Linked DNA regions of Homo sapiens: all the other regions are linked to region 2. The links are chromatin contacts, found by Hi-C in ENCODE. All regions are on one chromosome and are shown on one strand. Each heading gives the region's core, a stretch centred on a gene start or an enhancer-like site at or near the end of the contact. The rest is flanking DNA. Distances are from core to core; before and after follow the strand shown.

Region 1 (2,841 bases), core at 160-2,659, 690 kb after region 2:
AGAGGGAAGGGCAGGTGAGGAGGTGGAGACAGAGTGAAGATTCGTCTTCTCAGAAACAAGGGCCGGGCAAGAAAGAGGGAGGAGCAGAAAGGGCCTCTGGCCGTATCTGTTGCCTCCTCTCCTTTGAACCAGGACAGACTTAGGGACTTTCACGGGCTGCAAGTTCCAAGAGTGGCAGACCCAGGCTAGCCTGGGGAAGGGGCTTGAGGGAGGCTCCTGCTGGGGAAGGTGGGGCTGAGTCCAGCAGGAGGGCCAGACCAGGGGCCATGACCCCATTGCCTACATAGAGAAGGTGATGAGCCAGCATCCAGGCTACTCAGGGAGAGCTCTAACCCAGGATGAGGCCTTAGAGCTCAAAGGACACTCAGGCCTGGTGGCAGCTGCCCAGGGCCCCTGAAAGGGGGAATGGAGATCAGGCAGAGGGGGTGCCAGGGACTGCCACACAGGATCAGTAGGGCAGCGCCAGCCCTGGCTGGGCTGCTTTCACGGCTGCGGGAACCGCTCCAACTGCTCCAGAAAGACAGAAAGATGGCCCTGAAGGTGCAGGCTTTGCGTGAGTGGGTGGCTGCAAGGACAGGTGGGAGGACCAGGACGCCAGAACGTGCAGAGCCCGGGGGGCCTCCAGAGGTCGCAGTTCCGACAGGGCTTCCACCAGTCATGCCTACATCTTGAGGGGCAGAGACACACCCCACTAATGTTTGGGTCCCTGATGCAAAGGCAGAGACAGGTGCGGGGAGGGGGTCCTTTTTCTCCGAAGCGAGAGGTGAAGTCACCAACTGCTGGGTCAGAGGCAGTAGGTCTGGGTCTGGAGGAGACTGGGGACAGGGTGGAGGGAGGTGACCGCAGCCACGGGCTGGGACTTCACAGGTGTGGGCTGGGGGCTTTTCCGGACGCTGTGGCAGAGGAGGCCCGCGCGCCGCACATCTGCTGGGACCCTTAGCTCGCCCAGGATTGGTAGGGAGATCCTGGAAGACCAGCGCCCGGAGGGGTGAGGCCCCGTCTTGGGGGCAAGGCCGCGAAACCACGGCCTGCAGCTTCACGCCAGGGGTACAAAGAAAAGCGTCGCCGGGAACCCAACACCTGCAGACGACGCGCAGCCGCAGAGGAGGCGGGGCGTCCGAGGCCCCGCCCCGTATGCTAATGAAGCACACACCACACCGCCCCGCCCCGGCGCGAGACCGGTCCAACGCTGCGGAGATCCAGAGGCCGGCGGCGCCCGGAAACACCCGCGGAGGCCGAGGCAGGGCGGGGCCGGGCGCCGGGGCCGGGTCGCTGGGCGGGCGGCACAGCCCGGGGGAGGTCAACGGGCCGGCCGGGCGTCCCGGGGACGCGTCTCCCCCACGGTGCGAAGTGGTACGGCTCGCAGGGGCGGGGCCCAGGTCATGTGACGCGGCCGCGGCCGCCATTTTGTTCTGCGGTGCTGGTATTTAGAGCGCAGCGGCTGACGGGCCGGATCGCCTTCGCCGCCGCCCGCCCGCAAACCTTCGTGCCCGGCCCGTCCTCGCCCCCGCCTCCGCCACCGCCTCGGCCCGCAGAGCTTGCCCCCTCCCCACCCGCAGACATGTCCGAGTCCAAGAGCGGCCCCGAGTATGCTTCGTTTTTCGCCGTCATGGGCGCCTCGGCCGCCATGGTCTTCAGCGGTGAGCGCGGCGGCGGGAGGGACTCGGGGGCGGGGGCGCGCGCGTTGCTCATGCCCGCAGCTCGCCGGGGTCCGGTGTGTGACGTCACTCTGACGTAATCCCGAGCTGTCGGGGGCGCCCGGGCCTCGTGTGACAGCGGGCGGGGGTCGGCGCCCCGAGGGCTGCGGGGAGCCGCCGGGGGTCCGGGGCGCAGGGCGTGCGGGCCTGGCCGGGGTGTGAGTCTCGGGGGTCCGGGCCGGCGGCCCTGCCAGCCGGGTCGTGCGGTTGCGGGGGTGGGGCGGCGGCGCCGCTGCCATATTAGCCCCGGGAGCGGCGAGAGGGAGGCTGGGGTGGGGGCGCGAGGGGGGCGGCGCGAGGGGGGCCGATTCTGCGGGCAGGTGACATCACACCTCGAAGGCCCCAGTGCGCGGGCGGCGGCGCGGGTCCGGCCCAGGAACGCCCAGCCGGTCGCTGGAGCTTTCCGGCTGGTGGGGAGCCCATGTCCCCCACGGGAGGTCCTCAGCCCTCGCCCTTATGGCGGCCGGCCCCGAGGGTCAGGTGGGTCTCACCCACAGGCAGGTACTTCCGGTTGGAGCTGGTTACAGTTGCCCAATACCCGTGTCGCTGTGTGGGCTGTTTGGGAAAGCTGGGCTGAGGGCTTGGTTCGGAGAGCCCGCGGAGACCCGGGTGGGAGTGTGTGGAAGTGGAGGGAGCGGGGAGACAGCAGCATCGGCGCTGGCGGGGCTGTGTAGCTTGCAGAGGGTCTGTGCTCTGAGGTGGGTGAGAGGGTGGCATGGGTGTCCGAGTTTATGGGATCCAGTCGTTGCCCTCAGGACTGAGGCTTCCAGTTGTGGTCCTAATGAATGGAGGGGTGAATGAATGACCTTCCTTTCCCTCCCTGAGGCCTGAAGTTGGGAGGGGCTTCCCTGGGCTTGGAGAAGGGGCCTTCTAGGGTTCTTGGTGGCACCCTGCTTTTGAAATTGGGCCTTGACAGGTCCTGGGCGTCCAATTTAGTGACAATTGGTCTCCCTGGGAGAATGGCACTTGGGCTAGGGCTAGGCCCAGGAATGTGGGTCCGACGAGTTAAGTTCTGGCCCAGTCTCAGCCTCCGTGGACTGGCCTGGCCTGGTCTGATTTCCGCCTCCGTGGTTAGGTCTGGTTTTAGCTTTGATGACCGTGCCCTGCCCCACCCTGCCTGGTGGCCTGGGGAGGCTCCTAGTGC
Region 2 (2,774 bases), core at 167-2,666:
CCAACACCAGCAGAAACCGTATTCCCTTTCCATATCACTCAGCCCAGCACTGCCTGGCAAATGTTCCCGGCTTGCTGTTTTGTAACTGTAATACTTTGTACAAACAGGTCAAGGACCTGCAGCCTGGGGCCTGGACCAAGTCCAGAAACATGTTCGGTTTGGCCCCAAAAACAAAAAAAAATTGAGATATGGTCTCACTCTGTCCCCTAGGCTACAGTGCAGTGGTGCGATCAAGGGTCACTGCAGCCTCGACCTCCTGGACTCAAGCGATCCTCCCACCTCAGCCTCCAAAGTGACTGAGACTACAGTTGTGTGCCACCACGCCCGGCTGATTTTGTTTAGTTTTTGTAGCGATGAGGTCTCAACATGTTGCCAGGCTGGTCTGGAACTCCTGGACTCAAGCGATCCTCCCGCCTCGGCCTCCCAAAGTGCTGGGATGACAGGCGTGCGTCACTGCACTTCTTTTTTAAATCAGGAAGTTTCACAGCATCTTGCTTCCCTTGAACTGGGCGGCACCAAATACGGGGGCTGGGGCCTCCCTTAGAATGGGGTACGCACGCCCTGCCGATGCACACAGTCCCGCTGGAACTCTCTGCCTGGACCCTTATGAATGTCCCTAAAACTGTAATTCTGAGGACCTCAAAATCCATGTCCTTTCCTTAGCAATGGCGACATTCTACCCCCTGCAGAGCCTTGACAGCTTTCGGCGAGATCTGGAAACCGCCAGGGACGCCTCCCTGTCTGCGCCTCCGCCCGCCCAGTGCCCTGCGCTGCGCACCCGCCCGGGGCGCTGGCCTGGCCCGGCCGCGCGACCACCTCGGGCGAATGACACGCCGGGTCCCCAGACGGGGGCTCCGGCGCCGGGCGGGCAGCTCCACCACCGCAGGCGGCGCCGCGAGACCGCGGTCCTTGCAGCGGGGCAGCAGGTGCGGGGTGGGCCAGGCGTCCCGGGGCCCTGCCCGCTGCGCCTCAGAGCCGCGCCCCAGGCTCTCCTCGGCGCCGGCCCGGGCAGGACGCGATGCCCTGGAGGCGTCAGGGGCGCGGCCGGCCCAGCCCGAGCGTGGAGGCCGCGGCGGACGCAGGCCTGGCCCTGCTTACCTAGCGCTTTCCGCACCCGCGGCCCCGCGCCCGCTCCGCGCCAGCCTCAGCGCCTGCGCCGCCTCCGCTCGAGCCCGGCAGCGCGGCCTTAGGCACCTGCGCAACAGACACCGCGTCAGCGGTCGCCAAACGACGGCCCGGCGCCGCCCGCTGCCCGCCCCGCCAGGCCCGCGTCCCCCGGCCCGCACCGCCCCGCCGCACCCACCGAGGCCTCGGCGGGCGCAGGCGGCTCCCAGCGCGGCGAGGCTGCGGCGGCCGAGCAGCCCTCGGCCCACCACCATGACCCGGGCCGGGCTGGACTGCCGAGCTGCCCAGGACTGCAAAACACCGGCGTCGGCGCGTCGCAGCCAATCAGCGCCCGCCTCGCGCTGCCCTCAGCCAATCAGCGTCCACCTCGCACCGTCCGCCAACCAATCAACGCGCTCGCGCTCAACTTGTTTTGTCCGCGAGCCCCGACTGCCACGGGCCGGGAGACGGGCCTGGGAGCGGCGGCGGCGGCCCGAGAGCTGCGCCGGGAGAGCTGTGCCGCGAGCCTCCGCCTCTTTTTTGGCACCGCACAGTGGATCCCTGGAGGCCGAGCGCCACGCCGCCCGGGTACCCGGCAGATCGCGAGGTGGAACGGGCCGTCGCTGCGGGGGACAGCGTTCCGAGGCAGTTGGTCCTCTCCGGGATGCCGTAGGCATCAGCTGACCGGCCCAGCCCACGTGACTACAGGGGCACTTGATGGGAATCATGGCAGCATCCAGGCCATTGTCCCGCTTCTGGGAGTGGGGAAAGAACATCGTCTGCGTGGGGAGGAACTACGCGGACCACGTCAGGGAGATGCGCAGCGCGGTGTTGAGCGAGCCCGTGCTGTTCCTGAAGCCGTCCACGGCCTACGCGCCCGAGGGCTCGCCCATCCTCATGCCCGCGTACACTCGCAACCTGCACCACGAGCTGGAGCTGGGCGTGGTGATGGGCAAGCGCTGCCGCGCAGTCCCCGAGGCTGCGGCCATGGACTACGTGGGCGGCTATGCCCTGTGCCTGGATATGACCGCCCGGGACGTGCAGGACGAGTGCAAGAAGAAGGGGCTGCCCTGGACTCTGGCGAAGAGCTTCACGGCGTCCTGCCCGGTCAGCGCGTTCGTGCCCAAGGAGAAGATCCCTGACCCTCACAAGCTGAAGCTCTGGCTCAAGGTCAACGGCGAACTCAGACAGGAGGGTGAGACATCCTCCATGATTTTTTCCATCCCCTACATCATCAGCTATGTTTCTAAGATCATAACCTTGGAAGAAGGAGATATTATCTTGACTGGGACGCCAAAGGGAGTTGGACCGGTTAAAGAAAACGATGAGATCGAGGCTGGCATACACGGGCTGGTCAGTATGACATTTAAAGTGGAAAAGCCAGAATATTGAGTTATTTCTTAACAAGTTTCGAGAGAGAAGGGAGCAAGACAAGAGCAAGCAACGGCTATTAAATGTCACAATCCTTTAATTAGAAACCATTTATTGGCCGGACGCGGTGGCTCACGCCTGTAATCGCAGCACTTTGGGAGGCCGAGGCGGGCGGCTCACGACGTCAGGAGATCCAGACCATCTTGGCTAACAGGGTGAAACCCCGTCTCTACTAAAAATACAAAAAATTAGCCGGGCGTGGTGGCGGGCGCCTGTAGTCCCAGCTACTCTGGAGGCTG
Region 3 (2,700 bases), core at 12-2,511, 510 kb after region 2:
CTATTTTTCCCTTTCTCTTACATTTCTCATGAGGCAAACTTTCTAAAACAGTCTTAGTCTTTTCAAGTTTACAAAAGGCAGCGCCCAGACTATCTGAATAAAATGACGGGATGCCCAGGAGAAGAGTGAACCTCTCCCACGTGCTCCCTGCCTGGGCTCCATGCTGTCGCGGGGTCTCGGCTACTCACTCAGCGGGCATTTCTGGAGTTCCAGGAACACAAACCCCAACAAGATCCAATCGACGCCTTCCCGGAGTGCACAGTCCAGGACGTAACCCGGAGAACAAGCGGCAATTACCCCCTGAGGACATGGCTTCATCTGTGCGACAGACACCAAGCGCCTTCCCCACGCCCCTGACCATAAGGCCGTCCCGGCCCTTCTGAAGCGTGGAGCCGGCTTGGAACAGAGCCAAGACACACGGACGCGATGCACACAGGCGTCCTGACCGAGGGCGCCGAGAACGCGGCCTCCGGCGACTGCCACAAGCCCCTCCGCCTGGACTAGCGGCTCCCCTTTCCCGTTCCCACACAGTGGAGGGCGCAGCAAACGCCCGCCGCGGACCGTGGGCCTTGGATTCGGATTTGGAGGCTCCTCGGAACCAGAGGGTGGGAGCAGGCGGAATCCAACCCGGGCGGCTTTGCCACCGCGCGCCCGGCATCCCTGCGGCCGGAAAGCGGCGCCATCTCCGCAAGTGCGCGGCGGACGCCTGCATCCCTCGGGGCCGGGGCTGTCGGTCGCTACATATCCACCTTCTGGGCGCACACAGAGGGCCCGGGCCGTGCCGAGTCTCCGCAGGGTCGAGCTTCCCCGCGCGGCGCGGGCTCAGGCACTGCCCGCAGTGCGGGACACGCCCAAGGCTCGGATGGGAGCCGACGCTGAGGGAGCGGCACCTGCAGGGAGCGCCCGGAGCCGAGGCCGCGGCAGGAGGGGCGGGCGCGGGCGCGGCCGGAGGGGATGCGGGGTCGCGGGAGGGGCCCGCAGGCCAGGCCGGAGCTGGGGGGGGCCCGAGGCCCGAGCTGGCCGGCGAGGGTGGGAAGGGCGGACCCGGGTGGGGACCGCAAGCCCCGGGAACGAGCGCGCGAGCGGCGGGTCCCGGCGGCACTCACCGAGCCTGGGCGCCGGGGCGGCGGCGGCCGGCGCGCGGCCCTCTCGCGGGGTCCCCTCCCTCGGCCACCCGGGCTCCGCTCCAGCCTCGCAGTGGCGGCGGCACTGACAGCTGCGTGGCCGCCCTGGAGGGGAGGGTGCGCCTGCAACCCGCTACTGGCGGACGCAGCGGCCGCTCCGGCTCCTGCAGGGGGCGCCGCGGATGGCGCGTGCGCAGTCGGCCGCCCCTGCAGGTGCCCGGTCCACCCCCGGCCGCCTCGGCCGCTCCGGCCAGCCCAACCCCGCGCCTGCGCGGTGCCCCCTGCATGTCGCCCATGCCCGGCAGAGGGCGCTCTGACTTGCGCGTGCGCAGTCAGCCACCCTGCGAGTACGCGGTTCGCACCCGGCCGCGCGGCAGCCCGTGCTTGCGCACTGCTCTGTGCCCGCGCCTATGTCCAGCAGGGGGCGCGCAGCGGCGGTAGCCGAGCGAGGGCGCGGTGGCCTCTGACAGGAATGACTCTGCGCACGTGCGTTTCGCAGCAGTGGAAGTCTTCACACCCGGAAACTCGACTTTGGCCGTTTCTCCATTTCTCCTCACGCACTGTCTTTCCTTGGGCCCTCGTCACTCCTGGCACCGGGGGAAGGGCTTCCCCGCCTCTGGCCGGGCGCTGGGGCGCGACCGAAGGCGAGGCGGCGGCGAGGAACCTTCTGGAATTCGGCCGTCGGGGCAGGCGTCGAGTTTACAGGAGAAGGCGCGGTGTCCCGGGATGAGCGGAGTCGCCCTCACTTAAGGAGCGAGGGAGGCCTCGGGGGTCCCCAGCCGGGTAGGAGTCACCTCAGGCAGGAGGGCCCGGCCTTGTCGGGGTCACCTGGCGGGAGGGTCCCGGGGTGGGGCGGGGCCGCCTGTGAGGAGGGTCCAGAGAGGGTCGGGGTCACCTGAGGGGAGGGTGGGGGGGTTCGGGGATGGTTGGGGTCACCCGACGGGATGGTCCGGGGAGGGTCGGGTTCACCTGAGGGGAGGGTCGGGGAGGGTCCGGAGAGGGTCGGGGTCACCTGAGGAGGTGGTCCGGAGAGGGTCGGGGTCACCTCACGGAGCGAGCGGAACGGGGTCACCTGGAGGGAGTGTCCAGGGCGGGGGCCCTGCAGGGAGTCGCCTGCAGGGAGGGTCCCGGGCGTGTCACATTAGGCGGTCCCAGGGACGGGTCGCGGTCTAACGGGACGGGAGTGGGGAGGTGGGTCGGGGTGTCCCTGGGCCGGACCGGGTCGTGGGACTGGGTCGCCCCAGGCAGGAGAGCCTGGGAGGGGCGGGCCCCCTTGGCGTGGCAGGGAGAGGTGGAGTGAGGGACTCCCGGGCTCCAGCATGAGGGCGGGCGCCGCGCGGGGCCGACAGTTGCCGCGGGCCGGGGCCAATGGGTCCCCGAGCGCCGCCAGCGGCCGGACCACAGTGAGGTGCGTCCGTGGTCCCGGCGCCCCGGGTGAGGGAGGGCTGCTGCCGGTCCTGCCGCTGGGAGCCGCCTGCGACCCGCACCGCCAGCCCCGCGCCCAGCCAGCCGCCGGCACCACGACCCGACGGCCCCGACCTAATGCAACGCCCCGGGCCGGGGGCGGAAATCGCCC

What was found. A loop is a pair of places that touch in the nucleus more often than their neighbours do. Pooled maps may share reads with other maps.
Region 1: a loop to region 2 is called in a pooled map, with 11 times the contacts of the local background. The contact joins the promoter of ATP6V0C here to the promoter of HAGH in region 2. A Hi-C loop is called at or near these places in 5 of 50 pooled maps.
Region 3: a pooled map shows a loop between it and region 2 (10-fold over the local background). The contact joins the promoter of ABCA3 here to the promoter of HAGH in region 2. A Hi-C loop is called at or near these places in 8 of 50 pooled maps.

The regions. Positions count from the first base shown.
Region 1 is chr16:2,512,543-2,515,383 of GRCh38, forward strand. It overlaps ATP6V0C (ATPase H+ transporting V0 subunit c), which reads left to right and starts at 1,410. Exons shown (of 3, transcript NM_001694.4): 1 at 1,410-1,640. The coding sequence starts at 1,562. RefSeq lists an enhancer at 1-220 and silencers at 1,126-1,605, 2,026-2,165.
Region 2 is chr16:1,825,409-1,828,182 of GRCh38, forward strand. HAGH (hydroxyacylglutathione hydrolase) reads right to left here and starts at 1,417. Exons shown (of 9, transcript NM_005326.6): 1 at 1,304-1,417. The coding sequence starts at 1,379. It overlaps FAHD1 (fumarylacetoacetate hydrolase domain containing 1), which reads left to right and starts at 1,798. Exons shown (of 1, transcript NM_031208.4): 1 at 1,798-2,774. The coding sequence starts at 1,831. The coding sequence ends at 2,496. RefSeq lists a silencer at 768-1,737 and an enhancer at 1,828-2,017.
Region 3 is chr16:2,339,467-2,342,166 of GRCh38, forward strand. ABCA3 (ATP binding cassette subfamily A member 3) reads right to left here and starts at 1,262. Exons shown (of 33, transcript NM_001089.3): 1 at 1,107-1,262. It also overlaps the pseudogene ABCA17P. RefSeq lists silencers at 883-942, 1,113-1,572.